Regions from separate parts of the Homo sapiens genome. Here all the other regions are linked to region 3. Evidence: chromatin loops called from intact Hi-C (ENCODE). Cell type or tissue: GM12878. All regions are shown on one strand. Links, peaks and the distances in the headings refer to the core of each region. The heading gives the core; the rest is flanking DNA.

Region 1 (7,285 bases), core at 824-5,823, 54 kb before region 3:
CTGTAATCCCAGCACTTTGGGAGGCCGAGGGCCTCTTGAGGCCAGGAGTCCAGGACCAGCCTGGGCAAACATAGTGAGAACCCATCTCTAAAAAACAATTTAAAAATGAGCCAGGCATGGCAGTGCATGCCTGTAGTCCCAGCTGCTTGGGAGGCTGAGGTGGGAGGATCACTTGAGCCCAGGAGGTTGAGGTTATAGTGAGGCATGATTGTGCCACTGCACTCCAGTCTGGGTGACACAGCAAGACCCTGTCTCAAAAGCAAACAACCCAACCAAAAAACCAACAAAACCCCCAAAATCCCTCAAAGAACAAAAACCCATAATTGTCTCCCACTCCCCCCAAAAAAACAACAAGAAAACTAGACCTTGGAGTGTGGCTTCATGGGCCCCTCTTCCATCTGCCCTTAGATGGATCTTCAATAATGCCCTATCTATATCAGCTCTTGGTTGGCGTGATAGAGATAATACATTCGCTGCTCCAGAGTCACTCGTGGTTCAGGCAAGGTCAAAGAGTCACCAGGAGTCAGTCATCACCTAAGTGGTACCTCCTGCCTGGGAAATGCCTCTATCACTGCCCACCTCCAGGTACCCAGAACTCCGGCCACTACCAAGGATCACTTGAGCCCAGCAGTGTGAGGCTGCAGTGAGCTATGATCATGCCATTGCATCCAGCCTGGGTGACAGAACCACACAGCAAGACCTGGTCCCCCCTGGACCCCCACAAAAAACCCCCAAAAAACTTAAAATGAATTCATTAAAAACTTATTAAAATAAAAATTTAGCATTTAAGGCCAGGCACGGTGGCTCATGCCTGTAATCCCAGCACTTTGGGAGGCCGAGGTGGGTGGATCACTTGAGGTCAGGAGTTTGAGACCAGCCTGGACAACATGGTGAAACCTCATCTCTACTAAAAATACAAAAATTAGCCAGGCATGGTGGTGCATGACTGCAATCGCAGCTGCTCGGGAGGCTGAGGCAGGAGAATCACTTTAACCCAGGAGGCAGAGGTTGCAGGGAGCTCAGATTGCACCACTGCACTCCAGCCTGGGCGACAGAGTGAGTAAGACTTCGTCTCAAACAAATAAACAAACAAAAACAAACAAAACAAAACACAAAACCTTAGTATTTAAAATAAATAATTAAAATGGTATTCATTAAAAAGCTGAAAATCAACCCAGGCTTAATGAAAGAAAGAACTTAGTATGCGTAAAAAAAACTTTAACGAAAACTCTTAGTATTCATTTAAAAACTTTAAACCAAAACTGAATATTCACTTAAAAACTTAAAAAATGAGCTCAGGCTTAAAAAACAAAAACAAACAAACAAAAAAAGAACTCTCCGGGCTTTCTGGGGATGTAACCAAGCTGAGGTTGGGCTTACTTCCCTCCAGCAAAGGGCCCCTTTCAAACCACTTGTGGCTGAGCCATCAGACCCAGATGTGACCTCCCCCCGTCCCGTGGGGGTCAGCAGCTCACCTGGGCCCTCTCCAGCCTGCCCTCCTGCCACCCCTGTTTATGTGTGCACCTCAGGGATTCCAAAAAGGAGTTAGTGTGGGCCTGCCTCTCAGCCACCTGCTTCCACTCTTACCTACATGACTCCATTTTCTGAGCCCGGTAGCTTTTTTTTTTTTTTTTTTTTAACAGAGTCTCGCTCTGGCCCAGGTTGGAGCGCAGTGACACGACCTCGGCTCATCACCGGTTCAAGCGATGGGCTGTAGCTGGGACTACAGGCACACACCATCCCACCTGGCTAAATATTGTATTTTTAGTACAGACGGAATTTCTCCTTGTTGGCCAGGCTCGTCTCGAACTCCTGACCTCAAGTGATCCGCCCGCCTCGGCCTCCCAAAGTACTGGGATTACAGGCGTGAGCCACCACGACCGCAGAGACCCGTAGCTTTCTAAAAGAGACTCTGAGGGTGCTTTCAGTGATGACCCTTGGCAGAAACCGGAGGAAGGGCTGAAGGTGATGGGGGAGGGGCGGAGCTCTGCCTTGAGCTTTGCTGCGGAGCCAAGCCTTCCCTCCTTGTCTAGCTCTGGCACTTTGAGCAGGTTCTGTCGGGGGTATCCCTGCCCTGGAAGCCCCTCTCACCTTCCCAGGTTAGGGGTGGCGTCCCCCAGTCTCCCTGAGGGCAAGGGCTGTTCTCATTTGTTTTGGAGGCCAGCTCTGCTCAGGGCCTGGGAATACAGTAGGTGTCTAATAAATATTTGCAGCGTTGAACTCTGTGCCCAGCAGCCCCTAGCCGTTCACCAGACAGCCTTGGCCTCCGGAGAGTGGGCTTTGGGGGAGGTGGCCTGGGCCGGGGGAGGGTGTGAGAGGCCTCATGGAGGGGGGCGGGGGCGGATCCGGGGTCGCTCTGGCTCAGCCTCCGGGGCCGTCCCCGCTGCCTTTGCAGAAGGCGCCTCCGCTGTGGCTCTTCCCCCTGGGCTGGAGCCAGAGCCTAGCGCACCCGGAGGAGGAGGAGGAGGAGGACGAGGAGGAGGAGGAGGCGGCGGCGGCGGCTGCGTTGCCGTCTGTGCCCATCACCTGAGCTGCACCGGGCGGGGAGGATAACAATTATTGGGAGAGGTTTGAAAAAAAAATCATTATCAAATAACTACAGCTTGCAAAAGTTGGCGGGCGGAACGGAAAACGCGGGCTGGATCGCTCTGGGGACGCCGCCGCCGCTCCCGAGCAGCTCCGCGGTAGCCAGAAATGGAAGGACGTACATCTGCAACGCATTTGTGCGAGGTTCACCTTGGAGACCGCGCTGCTGGATGCAGGCGGCGAGTTCACGCGAAAGGAAAAACTCTTTTAAGAGGGATTTCTCCTTGGGGGACCCTGCCCGGCACGCGCGGCGGGGAAGGGCGCCCCCTGCCAGGCGCGCGCGTGGAGCTGGGACGCTCCGATGGGGTGGGGGCCGCTTCTCTGAGCCTCAGTTTCTCAGTCTGTCCGAGGACTTGTACAGATTCGTGGCTGGCCTTGCAGGACCCTTCCAGTGGGGATATTCTTTTATTATTTTTATTTTTTATTTATTATTTTGTTTAGATGGAGTCTCATTCTTGTCGTCCCAGCTGGAGTGCAGTGGCACAATCTCGGCTCACTGCAACCTCCGCTTCCCGGGTTCAAGTGATTCTCCTGCCTCAGCCTCTCGAGTAGCTGGGATTACAGACCCCCGCCGCCATGCCCGGCTAATTTTTGTATTTCTAGTAGAGGGGTTTCACCATGTTGGCCAGGCTGGTCTTGAACTCCTGGCCTCAAGTGACCTGTCCGCCTAGGCCTCCCAAAGTGCTGACATTACAGGCTGAGCCACTGCGCCCAGCCTCCAGTGGGGATAGTCTAAGAATCTTCTTATTTCTGGCACCAGGTCCCGATGGAGGTAGAGGTACCAGCCCTTAAGGTACCAGGACCTGGTCATCGCATTCCCAGCCCTGTTTACATTCTAGGGTGCTGCGGGTACGTGATGGTCTAAGGAAGATCAAATCCACTTTCCACTTCTCAGGGCCCTGCCGACAAGTGCAACGGTTTGTTCCTTCTCAGGGGAGGAGGGGACCCCTGTCCCCCTTCTCAGGGGCAGTTCCATCCATTCTCACCTCTTGGGTCTTCAGTGTGCACCTCCCACAGCTCACAGACATCCCTGTCTCCCCTAAACCCCTTTGCCGTGACGCCCACCGCCCATCCACCTTCCCCCGCGGGCTTCCTTCTCAGAGTGGTCAGTACGTAGTCTAGTGTCCACATCTTCCTCCCTGCAGTCACTTTGAAGGTGGCCCAAGCTTCAGGGCCCCCCTCCTTCTCCAAACACGGCTGGGCCTCTGGGCTTTTTGGAGTTAGAAAAGGGGAGGGGGGCTGTGGGGAGCGAGAGGTGCAGGAGTGAAGTGTGGGGACCCTTCCTGGGACCCCTCACCCTCACACACACACCACCCCACTTGCCTAAGACAGGCACAACTGGAGCCATCTTGAGACCCAGAATTCCTCTCCAGGTTATGGTGTTTCTCACGGTCCTTGCCCACCAGGAGATAGAAAGTTCTGGAAAGATGCTGTTGGAAAGGTGAAGCTAGAAGCACGGCCTCTTTGCACAGGCTATGCTTTAAGTACTCATAACTGGCTCACATCTACTGAGCCATCACTGTGTACCAAGCACTGTTCTAACGTTTTATTTTTATTTTATTTTTTATTTTTGAGACAGAGTCTTCCTCTGTTGCCCAGGCTGGAGTGCAGTGGCATGATCTCAGCTCACTGCAACCTCTGCCTCCGCCCCCTCTCAAGTGATTCTCCTGCATCAGCTTCCTGAGTAGCTGGGATTACAGGTGCCAGCCACCACACCCAGCTAATTTTTGTATTTTCAGTAGAGATGGGGTTTCACCATGTTGGCCAGGCTGGTCTCGAACTCCTGACCTCAGGTGATCCACCTGCCTTGGCCTCCCAAAGTGGTAGGATTACAGGTGAAATGTTTTAAATGTGTTGTTTTGAAGAGACAGGACCTCCCTCTGTTGCCCAGGCTGGAGTGCAGTGGCGCAATTATGGCTCACTGCAGCTTGAAACTCCTGGGCTCAAGTGATCCTCTCTCCTCAGCCTCCCAAGTAGCTGGGACTACAGGCTTGTGTAGCCACGCCTGGCTAACTTTATAATTTTTTATAGAGTGGGATCTCACTATGTTGCCCAGGCTGATCTCAACTCCTGGCCTCAAGTGATCCTTCTGCCTCCACCTCCCAAAGTGCTGGGATTACCAGTTTAAGCCACCACGCCCAGCCACCAACTCACTTTCACTTGGCTAAATCGCGCCCTGTTTGGAAGACGGAGCCTGAAATTGGCAGGAGAGCTGGATGTGGCCATGGTCCTTCACTGCCCAGGGCGTGCTTGTCCCATCCAGCCTGTACTCCTGTGGCTGTGTGGATGACCAAGGGCTCACCTGGTCTTGCTTTTCTTCACCTCACTCTTCCCAAGAGGCTGGTTCTGACACTAACAGTCACCCATTGGTAAACAGCCCAGCACCAAAAGCCCCTAAGAACCTTCAGATAAGAGACATCCCTTGGGGGAAGGAAGAAAAAAAAAACACAACCTAACAGGAAGCCAAGTGGGTAAACGGTTACTTGCATGATTCTAAAGCCTGCATGTTTCTTCCCCAGGCGAGAGAGACTGAGCCTTTCACTCTCAGAGCCAGCTTGGCCAGAGTCTCAGAAGCAAGGTCTCTGTGCACCTTGGGGCTGTTGGCAGGGCTGAGGAGAGGAGTAACCAAATCATGGGTCTGGGAGAGAAATTTCCTCCGATGCTTTTCTGGCTCCTACCTAGAGAGTTCTCTCACTTCTGAGAGGTATCCTGTGAGGGCACAGTGGACAGGAGCAGAGACCTGGGGTCAGGCAGGCCCAGCACAGAGATGCCTAATGCCCTTGGGAAGTCACTTGACCTTCCCGAATCCACCTTTTTTTTTTTTTTTTTTTTGAGTTGGAGTCTCACTCTGACACCCAGGCTGGAGTGCAGTGGTGCAATCTTGGCTCACTGCAGCCTCCGTCTCCTGGGTTCAAGCAATTCTCCTGCCTCAGCCTCCCAAGTACCTGGGATTATAGGCATGTGCCATCATGCCCGGCTAATTTTTGTATTTTTAATGGAGATGGGGTTTTGCCACGTTGGCCGGGCTGGTCTCGAACTCTTGAGCTCAGGTGATCTGCCCACCTTGGCCTCCCAAACTGCTGGGGTTACAGGCATGAGCCACTGCACTGGGCCCCGAGTCTTCCTTTTAAACCATGAAACGGGGATTGCCCAGGTGTGATGGCTCACATTTATAATCTCAGCTCTTTGGGAGGCCAAGGCAGGAGGATCGCTTGAGGCTAGGAGTTCCAGACCAGTCTGGGCAACATAGCGAGACCTCGTCTCTACAAAAAATAACAATTAAAAAATTAGCCAAGTGTGGTGGCGTGTGCCTACAGTTCCAGCTACTTGGGATGCTGAGGCTGGAGGATGGCTTGAGCCCAGGAGTTGGAGGCTGCAGTGAGCTATGATCACACCACTGCATTCCAGTCTGGGCAACAGAGCAAGACCCTGTCTCTAAAAACCAAACACAAAAAGCCAAAAAACAAAGCTAAAACAACCCCTAGAGGTGTGATCAAAGGGCTGGGGAGGAGGGAGAGAGGAGGAGCTTCCCCAGGGGAGACTTCATCACCAAACTCTGTACCTGCAGGCACCTTGTCCTGCCCTGGAGGTGGGGGTTGGTGAACCGGAAACCCATGACTCACTCCCTCCCTGCCCAGCCAGGCCTGGACAGCTGTGCAAACAGACTGAGGAAGGGGCTTCCAGGCCACACTCTGTGCCTCTCCTCCTCCTCCTCCTCCTCCTCTTCCTCCTCCCTGGAGTCAGCCCAGGCTGGCTCCATCCCTCTGGGCCCCTTCTCTCCCTGAAAATTGCAGGAATGTGCACCACTGTGTTAGAACCAAGTCCTTGGAAGACTCCAGATTTCCCCTAGACTTGGGAGTACTGGGACTTAGGAAGAAGGGGTTGGGGCTGTCCAGGTCTCCCTGGCCCGAGGGTCTCACCCTTAGGTCCTCCGAAGCTCTGTTTCCAAGGATAGCAGACCCGCCCTCACAATAGCACCCACTCACTGAGTCCCTTCTGTCACGGTGCATACCCTGCTGTCCCTGGGACCTGTACTTGGATGTCTCAAGGGCATGTTCAACTCCCCGTGTCCCAAACTCAACTCAGGCTCTCTCCTCTCAGGATATGTCCCCGCCCTCCACCCAGGGCTCAGGCCAGAAGCCTTGGAGTCCTTCTTGACATCACCCTCTCCCTCACCTTCCCCACCCAATCTGACATCAAACTGTGTAGACTCCAGCTCCGAAAAATACCCCAATCCAACTATTCCTGGCCATCTCTGCTGCCCTACCCGTGGGGGCCTCTGCCCTCGCTCCACCTCCCATTCACTCATCCTCCACCCTGCAGCCAGAGTAACCTTTTTTCTTTTTTCTTTTTTTGAGATGGAGTCTCACTCTGTCGCCCAGGCTGGAGTGCAGTGGCACGATCTCGCCTCACTGCAACATCTGCCTGCCCGGTTCAAGCAATTCTCCTGCCTCAGCCACCCAAGTAGCTGGGATTACAGGTGTGCACCACCGTGCATGGCTAATTTTTGTATTTTTAGTAGAGATGGGGTTTCACCATGTTGGCCAGGCTAGTCTTGAACTGCTGACCTCAAGTGATCCTCCTGCCTTGACCTCCCAAAGTGCTGGGATTACAGGCATGCACCACCATGCGTGGCTAATTTTTGTATTTTTAGTAGAGACGGGGTTTCACTTTGTTGGCCAGGCTAGTCTCGAACTCC
Region 2 (7,285 bases), core at 1,096-6,095, 550 kb before region 3:
TCGCTTGAACCTGGGAGAAGGAGGCTGCAGTGAGCCGAGATCGTGCCACTGCACTCCAACCTGGGCGACAGAGCAAGGCTCCGTCTCAAACAACAACAACAACAAAAAAGGAATGACAAGAATAAGGTATCTCATATACATTTGTGAGCTGTGAGGATTAAGTGATATAACTCGGTGAAATACTTAGCTCAGAATCTGAGATCTAGAAGATGCTCAATCTGTCTTCATTAACTCATGAACTTTCCCAAATGCAAAGGTCTTAAATGACTTCATTTATTTAATTACAGAACTAATCAAACTAATTTGGAAGATAACATGGCAGAAGACCCCGAGAAAGCACTGCAAAATCACTAAGAAATAAAAGTTCAGGCCAGGTGTGGTGGCTCATGTCTATAATCACAAGGCTTTGGGAGGTTGAGGTGGTAGGACTGCTTGAGGCCAGGAGTTTGAGACCAGCTTGGGCAACAGAGCGAGACCCCTGTCTCTATAAAAAATCAGCAGGCATGGTGGTGCATTGGCATCCTAGCTACTCAGGAGGCTGAGGTGGGAGGACTGCCTGAGCCCAGGAGTTCCAGCCTGCAGTAAGCTATGATTGCACCACTGCACTTTAGCCTGGGTGACAGAGCAAGCCCTTGTCTCTAAAAATAAATAAATATGAATATAACTATAAATATAGATATATATAAACTAAACCACAAAAGTTTCACTCCTTTTGAACCATGAATGCCTACACTCTCCCTTATTAAATGATGTAATCGAGAGGTGATTTTCTTTCTGGGTCATGGCAGATACCACCTGTTTCTAACTATGTGACAGTGACGGGAAGGGACGTGGCCTTACATCTCTGCAGTTAAAACCTCCAATAACACCTAAGGAACTGCCAGGCGTGGTGGCTCACGCCTGTAATCCCAGCACTTTGCGGGGCCGAGGTGGGCAGATCACCTGAGGTCAGGATGTTTGAGACAAGCCTGACCAACATAGTGAAACCCCGTCTCTACTAAAAATACAAAAATTAGCCGGGCTTGGTGGTGCATGCCTGTAATCCCAGCTACTTGGGAGGCTGACGCAGGAGAACTGCTTAAACCCAGGAGGCGGAGGTTGCAGTGAGCCGAGATTGCGCCAATGCACTCTAGCCTGGGCAACAAGATTGAAACTCCATCTCAAAAGAAAAGAAAAGAAAAGAAAAAAAAAACCCTAAGGGACCAAGGAACGGACCAATCACCGAGCTCCCAGCGCCCCACCTCCGGCCCCAGCCTCACCCCTGTGCGCCATGGCGGCCTCCGGACAGATCAGCCCCTTCCCCTGGGCCGACCGGCGCTCCCTGTGAGCCAGCCGTCGTACCTGTAGTTGTGGAACCAGTTGATGACGGTGCTGGTTTTCAGGTTGAGCTGGGTGGCGAGGTCTTCGATGGTTTTTGGTGACGGGTATGGCTTTTGCTGATACGCTCGTTTCAGCGCCTCCTTCTCCTCCGGAGCCAGCACCACCCGGGGTTTCTTCAGCTGGTGCTGGGGCTGGGGGCTGGCGCCCTGGCTGTACTCGGTGCCGACAGAGGGCGGTTCGCAGGGCTGGCTGTCACTGACTGAGCTGTGCCGCCGCTTCATGTAGGCTGCGGAGGAAGAGATGGCAGACTAAGGTCAGGCCCAGCTGGGACAGCAGCCCAAATCCCCAGTCCCGCTAGCGGGACGGCACAGTGCCGGCTTGCAGGACTTTGCATAGAGCATCTCAAAACACTAAGATGAGGCTGGGCATGGTGGCTCATGCCTGTAATCCAAGCACTTTGGGAGGCCGAGGCAGGCAGATCACTTGATGTCAGGAGTTCAAGACCAGCCTGGCCAATATGGTGAAACCCCGTCTCTACTAAAAGTACAAAAATCAGCTGGGCGTGGTGGTACGCACCTGTAATCCCAGCTACTAGGGAGGCTGAGGCAGAATTGCATGAACCTGGGAGGTGGAGGTTGCAGTGAGATGAGATGGTGCCACTGCACTCCAGCCTGAGTAACAGAGCAAGATTCCGTCTCAAACAAAACAAAACAAAACAAAACAAAAGAAACAACGCTAAGATGAGAGCCATTCTGTTACCAGCACATGCTCACCAAGGACCTGCTCTGACGGAATGTCAGGTCCTCACCTGTCCCTGCACAACTTAACAGTTTAGTAGGGGAGGCAGAGAAGTATCCAGAGAGATGTTCCCAGCAGAGTGAAAAGTGGGGTGGGGGTAAGTAAGTGCAAGAGACCATGGGGATACTGAGAAGAGTTCCTCGGCCAGGCCTGGGTGTGGGCGGCAAGCCACCCAGGTACCGAGGCAAGAGACCGAGGACACAAGCTGTTCTAGTATAATAAAATATAAAACAAGAATAGTTACACCAGATATAGATCTTAGATATGATTATATATGAATATCATTAATCATTAGTTTGTAGCAATTACTCTTTATTCCAATATTATAATAATCCTTGCTCTATAACCATAACCTAGGAAAAACCAGGCCATACAGAGATAGGAGATGAGGGGACACAGTGAGGAGTGACCAGAAGACAAGAGTGCGAGCCTTCTGTTATGCCCAGACAGGGCCACCAGAGGACTCCTTGGTCTAGAGGTAACGCCAGCGTCTGGGAAGACGCCCGTTGCCAGGCGGACCGTGGTCTAGCGGTAGCCTCAGTGTCAAGGAAAAACACAGGCTACTTAGCAGACCGGGAAAGGGAGTATCCCGGGAAAGGGAGTATCCCTTTCCCCGGGGGAGTTTAGAGAAGACTCTGCTCCTCCACCTCTTGTGGAGGGCCTGACATTGTCAGGCTTGCCCGCAGTTATCTGGAGGCCTAACCATCTCCCTGTGATGCTGTGCTTCAGTGGTCACGCTCCTAGTCTGCCTTCATGTTCCATCCTGTACACCTGGCTCTGCCTTCTAGATAGCAGTAGCAAATTAGTGAAAGTACTAAAAGTCTCTAATAATGGTGTAGGTTGTTTCTCTCTTTGTCTCCTCTCTCTCTCTGCCTCGGCTGCCAGGCAGGGAAGGGCCCCCTGTCCAGTGGACATGTGACCCACGTGGCCTTACCTATGATTGGAGATGGTTCACTCTCCTTATCCTGCCCCTTTGTCTTGTATCCAATAAATATCAGTGCAGCCTGGCATTTGGGGCCACTACCAGTCTCCACAACTTGGTGGTAGTGGTTCCCCGGGCCCAGCTGCCTTTTATCTCTTTGTCTTGTGTCTTTATTTCTATACTCTCTCGTCTCCACACACGGGGAGAGACCCACAGACCCTGTGGGGCTGGTCCCTACACCTGGGGAGGCAGAAGGGGAAGTTGCCTAGAAGAGATGATGTTTAAACTGAATCCTGAAGGACATCGCCGGGCGTGGTGGCTCTCGCCTATAATCTCTGCACTTTGGGAAGCTGAGATGGGAGGATTGCTCGAGCCTAGGAGTTTGAGACCAGCCTGGAGAACATAGAGAGACCCTGTCTCAAAAAAAATTTAAAAATTAGCCAGTGTGGTGGCGTGCACCTGTAGTCCCAGCTACTCGGGTAGCTGGGATGGGAGGATCACTTGAGCCCAGAACACCGAGGCTGCGTGCACCCGAGTAGCTGGGACGGGAGGATCACTTGAGCCCAGAACACCGAGGCTGCAGCAGTGAGCTATGATTGCATCACTGCCCTCCAGCCTGGGCAACAGAGACCCTGTCTCTAAAAAAATAAAATAAACAGCTTAGGCAAGGGATTTCCTTAATTAACTTGCCATTTTGTCATGAGAACTCAGAAGCAATTGAGAAGGTAAATCTTCCCCATAGAAAACCCAAACAGCGGAGTCAAAGCTGCTGGATCCAGAGAAAGGAGTTGGATTGTCCAACCGTGGGGACTCCCTCCAGTTCCCTCCTAGGGGACAGACGACTGACCAGGGGCTGGCAGGGGGCTGGAGAAGGCCTCTCTAGGGAGCAGCCTTTGTGGCCGGCACCCCCAGGAGTGAAGAGAAGGCCATCGGACCACAGCGGCTTTGGATACTAGGGCACCTTTGGAAAGGTCTGGGCCCCGCAGAAACAGTAATTCATTTGTAACACAAGAGGGCGCCCCGAGCCTGTGCCGAGGGAAAGATGGGAGGCCTGGGAAGCCCTGGAGATGTATTTGCGGGGACTAAGGTCCTTTCCTAAGGGCCCCAGGGTGAGAAACACAGCAGGGAGTTGGGTTGTCAGGGCCTCCTCCCTCCTAAGGGCTGAGGGCTGCCTCCTGGCTAGTGCAGGAAGCTTCACGCTGCTCGGGTGAGGGGATCACGGGAAACTCTGCACAGATCTATTGGGTTCATGACAGCATTTTCTCTACTTTTGTTTATGTTGGAGATTTCCCATAATAAGACATTGAAAAGGCCGGGCGCAGTGGCTCATGCCTGTAATCCCAGCGCTTTGGGAGGCCGAGATGGGAGGACTGCTTGAGGCCAGGAGTTCAAGATCAGCCTGGGCAATATAGCGAGACTTTAAAAAACAAAAAACAAAAAACAAAACGAAAAATAAGTTGAAAACTTTTAGGGGGGCAATGTGGCACCAGGCCTCTGCAGCTTACAGCGCTGCCTGGGGCTGCCCAAGAGGCATGGCCTACCTCAGACCCTTAGACTACAGGCCCAAGGGCAGGCCAGAGCTCGCTAGAGGGGCCCTGAATGGGGCAGAGGCCACCACCTGGGCAGGTCATCAGTGGGCAGCAGCAGTGCCCCTGGGTCATCCCAGGGGGGCAGCTCGCAGCACAGAGGCAGCGGATGTATATTTAAGAGCATCTGCTTTGAAATCTGACAGCCCTGAGTATGAATTCCCGTTCCCTACTGATAGGAGCTATTGAAATCTGCTAGGCTGCATGAAGCACCGAGGTTCGTATTTCCTGGATAAGGACATCTAAGCAGAGTCGTGTGGATGAACAGCAGTCTTAGCGCAGTGCCTGGCAAACAGGGCAGTTCTCAGAAAATAGAAGCCTCTATTATTATAAAGGAACCCCCATAGGGTTCCTGGAGGAGGCACCAGACACTCTCTCTCCTTCAGCAGTCCTTTCCCGGGTTGGGTGAGAACGGCGATGCTTGGCTGGAATTTCTGGGTGAATTAAGAACTGACAGGCCTGGGTTCCATACCCACCCCTGGCTCAGATGTTGTGTGCGCGTGTGTGTGTGTGTGTGTGTGGCGGGGACGGGGGTGGGGTGGGCTGGGGCAGAGCCACTCAAGGGCCTGGGATGCCCATTCTTTTTTTTTTTTTTTTTGAGATGGGGTCTCGCTGTGCCGCCCAGGCTGGAGTGCAGTGGTGTCATCTCTGCTCACTGCAACCTCCTCCTCCCAGGTTCAAGCGATTCTCCTGCCTCAGCCTCCCAAGTAGCTGGGATTACGGGCGTGCGCCACCATGCCTGGCTGATTTTTGTATTTTTCAGTAGAGATGGGGTTTCACTATGTTGCTGAGGCTGGTCTTGAACTCTGAACCTCAAGTGATCCACCTGCCTCGGACTCCCAAAGTGCTGGGATTACAGACATGAGCCACTGTGCCCGGCCCCTGGGATGCCCACTCTTAGTTAAGGTCCTCTGCGTTAGCTGATCAGGGAGGCTGCCGCTTCTTACGGTCAGACCGGCAGCAGCTGGTTCCCAGTCTCTGCCCCTAAGGGATGCAGTTCAGCCGCCCAGTGAGCTCCCAGCACCATAGGTGACCTGAGGACTGAGGGTGCTCGAGGGGCGGACTCACTGGCGAGGACCAGCGCTTAGAAACTGCAAACCAAGAGGCACAGCACACCTGGCTTTAGGCATTTTTCCTATGCTGTAGCCTACAGGCTGCAAGAAGAACATGAATCCACATTCGAGATGACATGTGGGTGCACGTGGGGTTATTCCTCTAGGGAGGCCAAATCCCCAGAGGCTGGGAAATAACAGCAAGAGAGAGATCTGTTGTGGCAGGAGTTTGCTTTGTCACTTTCCAGGCCGGGTGACCTTGGTGGAGGCACCGAACCTCTCTGAACCTCTGTTTCCTGATCTACAAAATGCATTTTTTTTTTTTGAGATAGGGTCATGGTCTGTCACCCAGGCTGGAGTGCGGTGGCTCAATCTCTGTTCACCGCCTGCAGGGTTCAAGCGATTCTTGTGCCTCAGCCTCCCAAGTAGTTGGGATTATAGAGGCGCACGCCACCAAGCTTGGCTATATTTTTTTTTTTTTTTTTTTTTTAGTAGTGAGGGGGTTTTGCCATGTTGGCCAGGCTGGTCTTGAACTCCTGACCTCAAGTGATCCGCCTGCCTCAGCCTCCCAAAGTGCTGAGATTACAGGCGTGAGCCGCCGTGCCCTGCCTACAAAATGCATTTCTTATTTCTCTCTCTGATAACAAAGGAAGGCCTCTAGCCACCTGGTACATGCTCAGTAAATGCTGTGATAGCCCGATCAGCCACCCACACAACACAAAAACCAAATGCAGCGCCCCCAGAGCTGTTTCGCTCTCCTTGGTTAAAAGTGCTCCCAGTGCTAAAAAAATCTTTAGATTCAGGCTGCTGGAGAGAAAAAGTTACACAACTTTCCAGCCCTCTTAGGTACTCATTAGCTGATGACCATCCAAAAATATTTTTGCCCTGTCCTCTGGTCCCTTGGTCATGGGTCAATGTCCCTCATCAGCTGTGTGTGAAAGATTTGAAAGAAACAGCCTGTCTATGAATGCGGACGCAGCCGGCCCGGGCGGGGCAGGGAGACTTACCTTTCTTCTCCATCCGTTTCATGTCCATCAGCTTCTCCACATTGTTGGGGTCGTTCAGCCACAGCTGCATCCGGACGAAGGGCTCTCGTCCTTTCAGACTGAGCTTATGCCAGGGTTTGGGGCGGGCAAGGAGGTCAGAGACAGAGCCTTGGGTGAGCCCTAAGATGGTCTCCCCAAATAAGCGCTGGCCTAGAGAGAAAACAGAAGCAAGACAGGTATTGTCACCGAGAGCCAGGGATCTGAAGGGACAAGTACGTGTCAAGGTTAAAATCAGACACAGGAGTTTAAAGGCTCAGGGTTGGGCTGGTGACATCCTAGCTTACAGCAAACATGTGGTAGAAATATATCTTCAACCAGACTTATAATACTCTCCATTGGCCAGGGAGTTGGCATTGCTCTTGCATTCTCCGTACACACAACCAATGACATTTCTCTTTATTATTATTATTTTTTTGAGATGGAGTCTTGCTCTGTCACCCAGGCTGGAGCGCAGTAGTGTAATCTTGGCTCACTGCAACCTCCGCCTCCCAGGTTCAAGCAATTCTCCTGTCTCAGCCTCCAGAGTACCTGGGACTACAGGTGCTCGCCACCACGCCTGGC
Region 3 (7,040 bases), core at 1-5,000:
ATTGCTTGAGGCCAGGAGTTCAATGATGCCATTGCACTCCAGCCTGGGCAACAGAGCAAGACCCTGTCTCAAAAAAAAAAAAAAAGAAAAGAAGTAGTAGTGTGAAGGTATGTATGATATGCATGTGCCTTCTCTTTCTTTCTGTCTCTCTCTCTCTCTCTCTCTCCAGCACATGCTACTCTGTGCCCACCCACCCCAGCCCATGGTTGTATTAATGAAACTCAAAGAAGCACTCAGGGCTACACCGAGGTAGGGCAGAGCAGGGGCTGAACCTGGATCCAACTCCCAAGTGTAGGACTTGCTCTGTGAAGCCTTCTTGGGGGCACTTTCCAGAATGTCCCCCAGCACCTATGGCTCTCAGCCTGAGACCCTGAGAGGTAGATGCCAGTGGGTTTTGGGGTTCCTGGGGGCTGCCTGGACTGGCCCGGCCTGACCCAGCTCAACTTACCCCTAGGTGCTCTGGGGCATTCATTATGGGTGACACTGTCCTGGTGCCTGGAGGGCAGAGCTTTCTGGGTTACCCAAGCCAGGTGATGACAGACGGGGTCTGTCCCCAGGGATGTGTCCACAGGAGAGAATGGCTTTAGCTGCATGCTGGGAGCGGCTTCTGGACTGTTCTCAGAAGCGTGGGGCCCTGTGCAGGGCATCTTGGCACTGAGTCACCCTCTCTCCCAGCTGCAGTCCGCAGCGGCACTTTGCCCTACCACTTAAGTACATGCATGCACTCATGCATGCGTGTGTGTGTGTGTGTTTTAAATTCATTGCTTTTGGTCTTCCTTTTATTTTCTTTCTCTTTTTAGAGACAGGGCCTTGCTTTGTCACCCAGGCTGGAGTGCAGTGGCACAATCACGGTTCATTGCAGCCTCCACCTCTTGGGCTCAAGCAATTCTCCTGCCTCGGCCTCCTGAGTAGCTGGGACAACAGGCACACGTCCCCATGCTGGGCTAATTTTTACATTTTTAGTAGCGATGAGGTCTCACTATGTTGCCCAGGCTGGTCTCAAACTCCTGGGCTCAAGCGATCTGCACCCCCTTGACTTTCCAAAGTGCTGGGATTACAGGCACAAAACACCGCACCCAGCCTTCTTTTCTTTTATGAATATAGTGACAGATCTTGGTTGGTGTCTAGTCTCTTCTGGTTTGCTGTGTGACTCTGCACTAGTCACTTGGCCTCTCCGGGCCATAGTTTTATCATCTGCCCTAAATGCCCTTTGAAAAGTTTCTTTGTAAATGGGGTGTTTGGGGCGTGCTACAGGCTGCCGATGGACCAGCATCGTGGTGGTGGTGGGCTCTCAGCTCTTCCTTCACCTGGCTGAGTTCACTATTGTGTCTGAGCCCGGGACCATGGGAGGCTCTGATGCCAGTTTCCTGAGGCTGGGACCCAACCGAAGCCTCCACTTAGGGATCAATCAGGGAGGGCTTCCTGTAGGAGTTGATGCCAGAGTGGGCCCTGGTGAGGCTGGGGAAACACCTTTCCCGGCAGGACGATCAGCCATTGCAAAGACCAGAAGGCAGCTGTAGGACAGTGGGAGTCTCAGAGGGACAGAGGTAGGGCATAGAGTCAGGGACGTCTGAGCGTGGCCCAGTCACTCTGCCTCAGGGTTTAGTTTTGGGCTGGGAAGGAGCTGGAAGGGCTCATTGTGGTCAGAGTTGGGGCACCCCAGGGCATGGCAAGGGCATCTGCCAGACCTGGGTTCCAACCCTGCCTTGGCCATCCACCCCCATGTGACCTTGGGCTTTGAGCCCATCTTCCTCGTTGGTAAAACGTCTAATAGACATGTTGGGAGGAGTAAATTAAAGCAGCTCCTTGCTCCTGGTACAGTTGGGGTCTGCCCCTTGCCCCCTTGGTTTTGGGGTAGTGGCACCCTTGAGCCTTCTCACTCTCACACGGGGCCCTAAAAACCACTACCCCCAAACTGAGGGAGAAAACGCCTAGGCGAGGAACTATCCTGGAAGGATGTGAAGAGGAACTATCCTGGAAGGATGTAAGTGAGGGTGCACCCTCACTTAGGGAGCACCGCCTGGGCCAGGCCTTCTGCCTGGCACTCAGCATGCCACCCTCCCTTACTCCGTGGACTGGGATTCTCCTGGGTGGCCCCTCCCTCCCCACGGTTGATTCCTATTCGTCCACTTTGTCCTGCGTCCCAGAGGCATGGACAGGCCGTGCACTCCAGGTCTCCTGCTGAGGGACCGGAGAGGCCCCTGGGACCACGGGAGCTGCCGAGGGCTAAGGATGCCAGGGGTGGGGAGGGAGGGTGGTGGAAGGGTTCCCGGGTGCGTGTTTGAGCTTTGGGGCGAGGCTGGGGCCCGGGGAGTGAGGACCTGGGGAGTGGAGACCCGGTTGGTGGCAGCGCGGCCCCTCCGGTCTATCCCGATCCTCGTTAGCGCGGCGCCACCTAGCGGCGCCCGGGGGAAGCGGCGGCTCGACCTCGTCCAGAGCGCCTCGTGGGGTCCGGAGTTCCCCGTGCTTCTGCTGCGCCCTCGGGGAGCGAACGACGGGCAGGGGGGACAGGAAGGGGCCGCCCTGGCCTCGGCCAGAGGAGCAGGAGGCGAGGGCAAGGCTGTAACTCCTGACACCTAAGGGCCTGGATGCCCGGGGGAAGAGGCGGGAGGAACGAAGTCAGGGCTGACTCAGCCCTGACCTTGGACCTGACCTTGACCCCAGGCCCTGTAGTTTGCTTCCTTAACCCCAGTTTCCATGAACAGAAGCCTCCACTTAGTCCCATCAGGGAGGTCAAGGGGGAGGCAAGAGAGGAGGGATGTCCAGCCTGGGCAGGGAAGAAGGTCAGCCCTGGGAGTGCAGCAGGGGGGTGGCGGGGGCTGGGTAGGGTGGGCTCAGGGTGCACTGGGAGGGACAGGGGACAGGAGGCACAGGCTGTGGGTCGCAGGCCCAGGATGGGCTGCGGGGTGGGACCTGTGGCAGAGGATCCCAGAAGGCAGTGAGGCCAGGGCTGCAGGGTCTCCTGTCCACCCAATAGGACCCCACCCTGGTTCCTTACAAGTAGGAGGTCCCCAAGCCATTGCCCATATCCTGACCCCCTGTCCTGCAAGCCACAGCCTCTTCCTCCCTCCCCTGTCACTGAAGGACCAACCAGGAATACAGTGTTTAAGTCAAGCAGAATGGACACATCTTTAGGGAGCCCAACGGTGGGGTGCCAGGGTCTGAATGGCGCTGTGTGTAGGGGGGTTATATGCTCGGCTCCCAAGCCTGGGGCAGGTCATTCTGGCTCTGCCCAGATTCCACGCTGACTTTGGGCAGACCAGCATCTTCCCCAGCAAAAGGCCCTGTGGCATGGGGAAATTCCTGCGCATGAAGCTGGAGATGCACGGTCTATGGGTGAGTGGACCCCAGTACTACGGTGGAACCCCCAATACTGCAGGGGCACCTCAGTGCAAGGCAAGGCCGTGCACACCTGTCGTAGGACACTGAGAGACATTAGCGTAGTGATGATGCCTATGTGTGTATGTGTGTGGTCTATGTGAGTACAGCTCTGTGTGTTAGTGTATGTGTGTGCATCTGGTGTGTGACTACATGTCTGTGTGTGCGTGTTTGTGTGTGTCTCTGTGTGTTAGTGTGTGTATTCATTTGAATGTGTAAATACATGTCTGTGTGTAAGTGTGACTCTGTGTGAATGTCTGTGTGTGTCTTTGCGTTAGTGTGTATGTGAATGCATGTCTGTGTGTGCCTGTGAGTATGTATCTGTATGTCAGTGAGTGTATATGTGAATGCATGTCTGTGTGTGTACGACTGTAGTGTGTGTGTGTGAATGTGTGTCTGTGTGACTAGGGGGTTGGAGGGTGTGAGTGGAGCTCTGGGCAGAGTGGTCCCTGTGGCTGTACAATTTGGAAAATGCCCTCTATGCCCTGCCCACCTCCCTGGGGCAGGGGGTGCCGTCCTATTTCCCTGGTGAAGCCTGCAAATTCCTCCTGGTGTAGGGGGTCCCCTTCTCTCCTCTACCTCCCCTCCACGTCTTGCCCACAACCCACAGTCCTGCTCTTTGCAGATGCCCTCTTGGGCTGTGTCTGCTGAGGGGGGCTCGGGGCCACCCTACTTCGTGACTTCAGCCTGAGAATCTTTTTATTTATTTATTTTATTATTTTTTTTTCTGAGACTGAGTCTCACTCTGTTGCCCAGGTTGTAGTGCAGTGGCATGATCTCGGCTCACTGCAGCCTCTGCCTCCCGGGTTCAAGCAATTGTCCCGCCTCAGTCTCCCGAGTAGCTGGAATTACAGGCATGCGCCACCATGCCCAGCTAATTTTTGTATTTTTAGTAGAGACGGGGTTTTGCCATGTTGGCCAGGCTGATCTTGAACTCCTGACCTCAGGTGATCCATCTGCCTTGGCCTCCCAAAGTGCTGGGATTACAGGCATGAGCCACTGTGCCTGGCCCAGCCTGAGTCTTGTATAAGGAGATTCAGGTGGAAAACAACGAGGACATAAAGCTATGTGGTGGTGCTTTAAAAATCAAAATGTGGGCCTGGCGCGGTGGCTCATGTCTGTGATCCCAGCACTTTGGGAGGCCGAGGGGGGCGGATCACCTGAGGTCAGGAGTTTGAGACCAGCGTGAGTAACATACCAAAACCCTAGCTGTACAAAAAATTTAAAAAATCAGCCGGATGTGGTGGCACGTGCCTGTGGTCCCAGCTACTTAGGAGGCTGAGGCAGGAGAATGACTTGAGCCCTGGAAGTCAAGGCTATAGTGAGCTGTGGTTGCGCCACTGCATTCCAGCCTGGGCCACAGAGTGAGAACCCCATTTCTAAATAGATAAATAAATAATAAGAAAAAGCCAGGTGTGGCCGGGAGTGCTGGCTCACCCCTGTAATCCTGGCACTTTGGGAGGCTGAGATGGAAGGTCAGGTGTTTGAGATCAGCCTGCCCAACATGGTGAGACTCCATCTCTATTAAAATACAAACATTAGGTGGGTGTGGTGACGGGCACCTGTAATCCCAGCTATTCAGGAGGCTGAGGCAGGAGAATCACCTGAACCTAGGAGGCGGAGGTTGCAGTGAGCCAAGATTGCGCCACTACACTCCAGCCTGGGCCATACAGCGGGACTCTGTCTTAAACAAACAAATAATTAATTAATTAATTAATTAAATGAAAAAGCCAGGTGCATGAGGATTCTCGTGTTTTTTTTCTGCTGTGTCTGGGGCCTGGAGAAGTCCAGAACGTGCGGCTCCAGAACCGAACAAGGAGAAATAGAGACCTGGTTTCTCAGTGGGAATCTTGGATCCTTAAGGTTCCCTCGCTGTTCGTTTTTTTGTTGTTGTTTTGTTTTGTTTTGTTTTTTGTTTGTTTGTTTTTTGAGATGGAGTCTCACTCTGTTGCCCAGGCTAGAGTGCAGTGGTGTGATCTTGGCTCACTGCAGCCTCTGCTTCCTGGGTTCAAGCGATTCTCCTGTCTCAGCTTCCCGAGTAGCTGGGATTACAGGTGTGTGCCACCATGCCCGGCTAATTTTTGTATTTTTAGTTAGTGATGGGGTTTTGCCATGCTGGCCAGGCTGGTCTCAAATTCCTGGTCTCAGGTGATCCAGCCATCTCTGCCTCCCAAAGTGCTGGGATTACAGGCGTGAGCCACTGTGCCCAGTCACCTTTGGTTTTTTGACCATGCTTGGAGTCTGTTTTCTGGAGAAGAGGAAGCACATTGGCCCGATTTCTATCTTGAAATGACAGGGCTTGGGGACACTGAAGGATGCTGCATAGAAATTTGACCAATGTTTTTTGCCCTTTTGTCATGCCAGTCAGGGTGCAGATGGCCACAGTTGGGAGGGAGGGGAAGTCCCCTTCCTATGTGTGAGCCTACAGCATGCGCGGCTGTCTATGCCCTGAACTCCTTCAGCTTCTCGGCTTCTCAGCAGCCCCCTGGGTGTAGGGGCAGGGCTGAGCCTCTGGGAGGTTATAAACCCTCCTCGATCAAGGTCCCTCCATTTGTAAGTGATACAGGTGGGATTCGAATCCAGGCTAGACCGACCCCAAGGCTGTGCACCTGCCGAAAGGCACGAGCTCAGACCCACACCAAGGGGACGGTGGGGCCTGGGTGTGCCTCAGGGTGGGCACCGCTGGCGCCCGCTGCCTAGAAGCCTGGCTGTTGCTCCCCGGGGCTGTGAGAGCTGGCCTTCAAGGTCATGGTGGACAGTTATTCTGTGCTTGAATTTTGGGTTCAGCGTTTAGGCAGACGTCTGGCCACTCTGAGAACCGTCCCCAGGTGTCATCATTCCTGGGGCCACATGGAGCCCTGACCTGTGCCCCACTTGGGATTGCATTTGTCTCCATTGTCTGGCCTGGGAGGCGGGCACAGGGCTCTGGCAGGCTCTGACGACCTGCAGCTGTGCGGTAGGGCTTGGGTGGTGGGACTCCAGCTTCTCCTCCAGCTTTCTCTCTTTCTCAGCTTCCTCTCCTGCCAGGTGGTTTAGCAACAGGATCAGGTGAGCTTGAAACCAGCCTGGCGGCTGCGGGTGTCTCTGCCCTCTGTGCTCCAGCCAGTCATCGGTCCCACCTAGACACCTAGACCCAGTTCCTGCTTTTCTCTGTCCTTTATTTATTTATTTATTTGTTTGTTTATTTATTTATTTATTTATTTATTTTTGAGACTGAGTCTCGCTCTGTCGCCCAGGCTGGAGTGCAGTGGCGCGATCTCGGCTCAGTGCAACTCCGCCTCCCAGGTTCATGCCATTCTCCTGCCTCAGCCTCCGGAGTAGCTGGGACTACAGGCTCCCGCCAACACGCCCGGCTAATTTTTTGTATTTTTAGTAGAGACGGGGTTTCACTGTGTTAGCCAAGATGGTCTCGATCTCCTGACCTTGTGATCCCCCCGCCTATTTATTTATTTTTGAGACAGGGTCTCTCTCTGTTGCCAGGCTGGACTGCAGTGGTGTGATCACAGCTCACTGCAGCCTCCAATTCCTGGGCTCAAGGGATCCTCTCGCCTCAGCCTCTCAAGTAGCTGGGACCACAGGCACGCACCACCATGTTTAGCTAATTTTTTAATTTTAATTTTTATAGCGATGGGGTTCTACCTATGTTTCCCAGGCTGGTCTTG
Region 4 (7,285 bases), core at 1,491-6,490, 580 kb before region 3:
GAGGTTGCAGTGAGCCAGGATTGTGCCACTGCACTCCAGCCTGGGCAAGAGAGCGGGACTCGGTCTCAAAAAACAAACACAACCAAAACTTGAGCAGTACAAAAAAGTATATGGCAGTATGACGCTTCCTCTAAAAACGTTAAACATAGAATTACCATAGGATCTAGTAATTCCACTTCTGGGTAGATACCCAAAAGAATTGAAGGCAGAGACTTGGAGAGATATTTATACACCCATGTTCACAGCAGAATTATCCGCCACAGCCAAAAGGTGGAAGCAATGTAAATGAATAGGTGAATGGATAAACAAAATGTGGTCTATATGCACAATAAAATATTATACAGCCTTAAAAAGGAAGGATTTTTTTTTTTTTTTGAGATGGAGTCTTGCTCTGTCACACAGGCTGGAGTGCAGTGGCACGATCTCATCAGCTCACTGCAACCTCTACCTCCCAGGTTCAAGCGATCCTCCTGCCTCAGCCTCCCAAGTAGCTGGGACTACAGGTGCCCGCCACCATGCCCGGCTAATTTTTGTATTTTTAGTAGAGACGGGGTTTCACCATGTTGGCCAGGCTGGTCTCAAACTCCCAACCTCAAGTGATCCACTTGCCTCAGCCTCCCAAAGTGTTGGGATTACAGGTGTGAGCCACCGCACCTGGCTCACCCTGCATTCTTGCAGTGCCACTGCCTGGCTTAAATCCTTCCTTGGTGCCCCTCCCTGCAGATTGAAGGCCACGCCTCCCAGCCTGGCAAGAGGGCACTTGCCTGGCGACTTGTTTCACCTGGAATGATCTATGCTCCCTTCTGGCTCACTGGCCCCCGTGTCTCCTCTACTGTGAGCATCTGAGTCTTCTTTCAAAGCCCAGTGTGGCATGACCTCCTCCAGGAAGCCCTCCCTGACTGCACAGAACAAATCTCTTCCCCCTGAGGTTTACGGTCTGTGCCACATCTCTCTCCTGAAAGCCTGTGTGTTCCCCAACTGTGTCCTTGGGCCCAAGGAGCATCAGGGAGAGAAGGATGTGACTCACGGCCTCAAGCTCCTGGTTCCGGGCACGGAAGCGCTCCCTCTGGCTGGAGATGATGGAAAGCAGTGAATCCACCTGGCCCTCTGGGAGGGCACCGCTGGCTGGTGCTGCAGGTCCTAGCAGGTAGAGGAGGGTGGCTTGGGGGGTGGCAGGAGGTGGAACCCAGCAGGCGGCCCTTTGGGGTGGGTCCCCCAGCCCTGGGGGATTTCTGCCAAATGCCATGGGGTAGAAGCCACATGGTGTCTGACTCCCTGGTGCTGGGCAGGTCGGGGAAGGGGAGGGGACAGCCAGGGGAACCGGGGAGCGTGAGAATGGATGGCAGGGGCTGACCTGACAATACGCACGCTGGGGAAGGGCCCAGCACCCCCGTCTGCGCTGTCAGAGGGCCAGGCCCAGAACTCCCCTCCCAGTCACTCTGTCCTTGAATCTGAGACCCTTGCAGCTGTCAGACTAGGCCTATATCCCCTGGGGAAGCAAAGGGGCAGGAGGGGAACTGGGGAGGCATGGGCACACCCCCAGTATCCCAGTCCAGCAGCCTCAGTTTCTGTCCTCAATACCCAAGGAGGCTGCCTTCCCCTCACTGCACGGACCTCCGGCTGCACTTTGGCAGTGAGGCCTGGCTGACCACCACTCACCAGCCTTTCACAGGCCACCGGCAGGGCTGAAGGGTCAGGGCCCCAAGGTGGGGGGTGTCAGTCTAAGATCCAGAAAGGCAGGTTGAGGGCTCATTCACCTTTTTGTTTTTTAGAGACAGGGTCTCGGTCTGTCGCCCAGGCTGGAGTGCAGTGGCACCATCATAGCTCACTGCAGCCTCCAATTCCTGGGCTCAGGCGATCCTCCCACCTCGGCCTCCAAAGTAGCCGGGACTATAGGTGTGCGCCACCACACCTAGCCTTACCCGACCCTTTGAAGGTTGCTGCTGCATTGCAGGCGTGGGGGCCTGACCTTCTTAGAGGAAGGGACTACTCTTTGGGGATCTGTGTTCTCAGGCGGTATCACCTGTCTCCTCTTCCCTCCTCCTCCCTCCTCCCATGGGTCAGGCCTCTCCTTACCGTAGAATAGGGCAGTGGCCTCTTTGATGGGCTCTGGGATCTTCTCCAGGCGGTGCTCAGCGGCACCCTGCAGGTGACAGGAAGCGATGAGGAGGTGCCTCCGCACAATGGGCACGGAATATTCCCTTTCAGCATGGCCAAGGCAAATGGCAGGGTGGGTGTGGCAAGGAGTGGGTGGGGCCATCCGGGGTGCAGGCTGGCTGCAGGAGGGCCCGGACCTGGACACGTGACATGAGCTACCAAAGAAGAGATGGCTGGGCCCTGAGTCACTCCTGAGGCCAGAGTTCAGCAGCAGTGCAGCTCTCCTCGCAGCCACTCAGCTTTGACATGCATCAGACACCTGGGCCTCCCTGGCCCTGCAACCAGCCTGCCACGTGACCTGGGACAGCCCAGACTTCTCTCCCGGAGTCCCACTGTGGACTCTACAGAATGGGAGGTGGGCGAGGAGATGCTCTCCCTGGGCTGTTTATGTCCCAGCCTGCTGTGATCTCTGGGCTCCAGGTCCTTTAGCTGGGAGATGGGTGCATGGTCCTGGCCTTGCCTCTGCCTCTGCTCTCAGGGCAGTGCCTGGAAAGACGGGCCTCTGTGCTACCGCTAGGAAGCCCTGTGGCCTCTGCCCCATGGCCTGTCACCCCAAATCGGAGGCAGGGTGGTATTCATGGAGTAAGCAGGGAGAACCCAATGGTTTTAGGTGACAGCCCTTCTGGGTTGTCACCAGCTGCCTGATACACAGGCTAATCTGGGAAGTCAGTGTTTGCAGAGGCTAAGTCAGTTGGGCAGGTATCGAGATGGGCATGGGGCAGGGGGGTGGGCTCACCTCGGCATCGGGCCGCTGGATGGACTGAATGATGCTCAGGTCCTGCTCCAGGCGGGCGATCAGCTCTCTCTGCTCAGTGGCTGTGGCCACAGCCTCAGTGATACGGACTTGCAGCTCCGCACAGCGTCCTGTGGCCAAAGGAAGACATGGCCGTCAGAGGGAGCCTGGTGGGACCCTTGGTGCCCTCCCCTGGTTCTGCCTCTCCAACCCACGGTCTGGAAGCAGGGCTGCCTGGATGCTGTGAGAGTGCTGGCTATTCCCTCCCAACTCACCACTGCCTAGAAGACCCCATTAGACCTAGGGCCTCCTCCAGGAAGCCCTCCCTGACTGTCAGAGGCACTCCTGGCCCCAAGCACTCTCTGGATTGATGAAATCCCCTGGGTAGGAGAAGGAGCTCAGGTCAGGGATTAGGAGAAACCGGTGCAATGTGGCTCTGCCCACGGCTGTTTGGGGGGCCCTGGCCAGCCCCTTTCCCTCTCTGGGCCTCACTTTGCTTGTCAGGCAGGGGCAAGGAGGCTCAGGTTGCTTCCTAGCTGATGTTCTGGGATAATGTCCAGTGGGAAGCCTGGGGGTAGGAGAGGCAGAGAAAGCCGCGGGGGTGCAGTGGGGCGCGTAGGGGTGCCACCTCTGGGCTGACAACAGAGGTGCTTGGTCCCGCCCCCAACAGAGGCTCCAGCTGCAGTGGTTGGGGTGGCGTGGTCCCCAAGGAGTCCCCCGACCCACAGCCCTGTCTGTCTCTCCCTCCTCCAGGTGCCAGGGTCATCTTTATAACAAAGCATCCAAACTGTGACTTTCCTGCCCTGCAGGAGGGTGAGAGATGTCGGGGAAGGGACCCAGACCCAAGCACGCATTGCCAGGCAGGACTTCAGTGACCCAGGAGCCAGGCAGCCCTGAGGGTGAGGTTTGGCCCTGTTTCTGGTTGACTGTGCGGCTCAGGGCCACTGGATCCCCCTTTCTGGTCCCAAATGGTGACATGTAACATGGTAACAATAAACCTTGTTTAGGGTGAGCTGTTGGGGCCGCAGAGAGGGAGACTGAGGCCTGAGACCCAGGACGCTGTCCTTTGGGGTAGGCTGCACAGCCGCCAGGGGGCACTGTGGCCTCAGAAATGCACAAAGGCTGCAGGCTGTGGGCAGTGCCAGGGAAATGGTATGTGCGGCCTCCTCCGTGGACTCATCCCTGACTGCGCGGCCTGCTGACCGGCTGTCATACCTGCCCTGGCTGGGCTTAGTGTCCTGGGCCAGGATGGGGCAGCCCAGCCTCACCCCCACATGCTCCTGGGTTCCCACTGCACACCAAGTCCTTATAGATGAGTCAGAAAAGACGATTCACATTTTACAGTCAAAGAACGGAGGCTTCCCGACCTGGGACCAAACCCAAGGCATCCACCCCCAGCTCTGTCTAAGCCCTTGCTCACACCAGAGTCTCGCCTCGTTCAGGCCCCGAATGGATTTATTTTATTTTATTTTATTGAGACAGAGTCTCACTCAGTCACCCAGGCTGGAGTGCAGTGGCTCCATCTCGGCTCACTGCAACCTCCGCCTCCAAGGTTCAAGCAATTTTCCTGCCTCAACCTCCTGAGTAGCTGGGATTACAGGCGCCTGCCACCGTGCCCAGTTAATTTTTGTATTTTTAGTAGAGACGGGGTTTAGCAATGTTGTCCAGGTTGGTCTCAACCTCAAGTGATCTGTCCGCCTCAACCTCCCAATGTGCTGGGATTACAGGCGTGAGCCACCGCACTGGGCCCCTAAATGGATTTCTTCCTTCAGACATTCACTGAGCCCCTGGGTCCCTGGCAGGAAGGTGGTATCTGCGGAAGTGAGGAGGGGATGAGGGAAGAGGCAGGACCTGAAGGCAGGACCCGGCCTTGGAGGGAGGACTGTCGGGGGCAGGGTTGGGGCTGGCCCTGGGCCACCTGCAGGGACTTTAAGGAGACCCCAAAGGGGAGAGGTCCAGAGAGACGATAAATACCATGCCCTCCTGGCCTGAGTACAGAGTCCTTGGGTCCTGGCCTGTGGGATGGGATGGCAGAGCCGGCCACACATGCTTAGGATGGGAGGTGGACAGCGGTTGTGAGATGTAGGGAGAGGAAACCACCAGAAAGCTAATGGGGCCTTGGGTCACATTAATAGAGGTGAAGGTCCTGGACCAAGGGAGGGGATGCTTCAGTTTGGCCACAAACAGGAGCACATCCAAGAACCGTGCTGGGACCATGGGGACAGACTCCTGGGATAAAAAGAGGGCGTTAAGCTCCAACAAGGCTCAGGGAAGCCACATTCCACCTCAGGGATGAGGGCCTGGGGGACAGAGAGACAGGGCTGAGATGGAGAACCTTTGCAGAGGTGACTTTTGCCTGGCCAGAGTGAGCCCTTTTCCCTGGAGGTGTGCGCCTGGCAAGAGGGGTGGATAAAAAGCTGCTGAGATGATTCCTTGCACTGCCTGTTTTATCTGCCCCCAGTCTGTGACCACCCCAGTGTGGTCTTGGTCAGGTCCCTGGGGTGGCAGCAACTTGCAGCTCCCAGCACCATCCGTGGGCACCAGGGAGATGATGGGGTGCGTGGGCCTGGTCCCCGTGCACTTGTTCCTGTGTCTGCTACTGCAGGGGTGGGCACACAGTCCTGCCGTGTATGTAGGTGACATTCTGTGCAGGTGTGAGCATCCTGGCTGCAAACCCTCTATCCTAGGCTGCCCCGGTTCCCAGCTGGTGGCCCGCTATCCTGGAAAAGGCCCATGTGTTAAGCTGGCCTGGAGGCCTGGCCATTGGCGCTGCTGCAGATGCTCTGGGCACTGGGTTAGCTCCTGAGGGGATCTGAGGGTGCAGGGCTGAGTGGTTGGGGGAGGCCATCCCTGAAGAGGTGGCTTGGGGTGATAGGAGCACAGGCCAGTTGCACGGGCAGCAGAATTGGGGGATGGCTGCTGGTGAGGCAGAGAGAACAGGCTGGGTAAGACAGGGCAGCAGAGGCTGGCAGACGGTGAGACTGGAGGGAAGGCTGTGGGTAGAGGGGGGTGGACAGAGAACTGGAGGCTGCAGGGGACAGGATCTGGACACTGTCCCAGAGCCCAGCTGGATCCCAGCAGCAACCAGAGCTGTGCTTTGAAACTGTCACTCCACGCTGGGAGGAAGCGAAGGCCAGGAGACTGGCTGTGCGGGCTTCCACCAGAGAGGGGCCTCAGTTAGATGTACTTAGAGAAGGACAGGGCCTCACCGGCCACGGGAGGGTCCCCTATCCCCCACCGGCTGCCTCACCCTGCCTTCTCTGCTGGAGGCTGGAACACGCAGGTGGGGAAGCTGGGGTGACATCTCTGGTGGCCACTTGATGTCAAGTCCAGAACCGGGCTTGCATTCTGGCCCTGCCTTTTATGAATTTCACGATCTTCGGCAAGTTCTTCAACCTCTGGAGTACAGGGCTCTGGGGCGAGGACACAGAAGGAGCTGGAGAGAGAGCTGTGGACCCCATCGCTGTACAGAACCCAGGTGGGGAGGCCCGGGCCTGGCCCCCTGTGGGGGAAGGGGTGGGCAGCTGGCTGGCTCGGTTCTGGTAAGCACGAAGGTGCTTGTGAACAGCTAAGGGCATGTGTGTGGTGGGGTTTGGACCTGTGGACCTGAGGCTGGATATGCTGGTTGAGGAGATCTAGGGCCCCAACGGTCAGAGCTTGGAAGCGTTTGGGGGGGGCATGGAAGAAGACAGTAAGATGAGGGAAAGTTTGGAACTTCTTAGAGACTTGTTCGATGGTTGTGACCAAAATGCTGTAATGAGTTAAGACTGTGGGGGTGGGCGTGGTGGCTCACGCCTGTAATCCCAGCACTTTGAGAGGCCGAGGCGGGCAGATCACCTGAGGTCAGGAGTTTGAGACCAGCCTGGCCAACATGGCGAAAACTCGTCTCTACTAAAAATACAAAAAAAAAAAAAAAAAAAAAAATTAGCCGGGCATGGTGGCGGACCCCTGTAATCCCAGCTATTTGGGAGGCTGAGGCAGGAGAATGGCTTGAACCTGGGAGGCGGAGGTTACAGTGAGCTGAGATGGCACCATTGTACTCCACCCTGGGCAACAAGAGTGAAACTCCATCTAAAAAAAAAAAGACTTTGGGGTACTGTTGGAAAGGCATGATTGTATTTTGCAATGTGAGAAGGACATGAGATTTGCGTGAGGGGGCAGGGGTGGAATTATATAGTTTGGATATTCATCCCTGTCCACATCTCATGTTGAAATGTAATCAAGCCAGGTGCAGTGGCTCTTGCCTATAATTCCAGCACTTTGGGAGGCTGAGGAGGGAGGATCACTGGAGCCCAGGAATTCGAGACCAGCCTGGGTAACATGGAAAAACCCTGTCTCTACACAAACAAACAAACAAACAAACAAACAAACAAACAAAAAAACCCACACAAAAAA

Evidence for each region. Peaks named below come from ENCODE experiments on the same cell type or tissue, not always from the same donor. Only the 100,000 strongest peaks of a DNase experiment are listed, where the experiment ranks them.
Region 1: a loop joins it to region 3, with 5 times the contacts of the local background. A loop is called at or near these places in 17 of 110 quality-filtered maps.
Region 2: a loop joins it to region 3, with 9 times the contacts of the local background. A loop is called at or near these places in 85 of 110 quality-filtered maps.
Region 4: a loop joins it to region 3, with 7 times the contacts of the local background. A loop is called at or near these places in 53 of 110 quality-filtered maps.

The regions. Positions count from the first base shown.
Region 1 is chr7:101,738,892-101,746,176 of GRCh38, reverse strand. No RefSeq gene overlaps it. Among named protein-coding and RNA genes, the nearest start is that of CUX1, 75 kb to the left of the region's middle. RefSeq lists enhancers at 1,188-1,708, 2,337-3,280, 4,764-4,833, 4,954-5,033 and a silencer at 2,338-2,457. In GM12878, for the core only: a CTCF peak has its summit at 2,859; a DNase peak (open chromatin) is centred at 5,036; H3K4me3 peaks cover 1,494 bases; H3K27ac peaks cover 3,662 bases.
Region 2 is chr7:102,233,641-102,240,925 of GRCh38, reverse strand. CUX1 (cut like homeobox 1) reads right to left here. Exons shown (of 24, transcript NM_181552.4): 22 at 6,686-6,874; 23 at 1,342-1,606. It overlaps LOC124901711 (a long non-coding RNA gene), which reads left to right. Exons shown (of 3, transcript XR_007060458.1): 3 at 288-374. Among named protein-coding and RNA genes, the nearest start is that of SH2B2, 50 kb to the left of the region's middle. RefSeq lists a silencer at 796-865. In GM12878, for the core only: a CTCF peak has its summit at 4,053 (motif pointing right); no DNase peak of the experiment used is centred there.
Region 3 is chr7:101,683,855-101,690,894 of GRCh38, reverse strand. No RefSeq gene overlaps it. Among named protein-coding and RNA genes, the nearest start is that of MYL10, 58 kb to the right of the region's middle. RefSeq lists a silencer at 2,214-2,343. In GM12878, for the core only: a CTCF peak has its summit at 2,407 (motif pointing left); a DNase peak (open chromatin) is centred at 2,364; H3K4me3 peaks cover 197 bases; H3K27ac peaks cover 427 bases.
Region 4 is chr7:102,269,102-102,276,386 of GRCh38, reverse strand. It overlaps a transcript of CUX1 not described here. Among named protein-coding and RNA genes, the nearest start is that of SH2B2, 14 kb to the left of the region's middle. RefSeq lists an enhancer at 1,420-2,253. In GM12878, for the core only: a CTCF peak has its summit at 3,983 (motif pointing right); no DNase peak of the experiment used is centred there.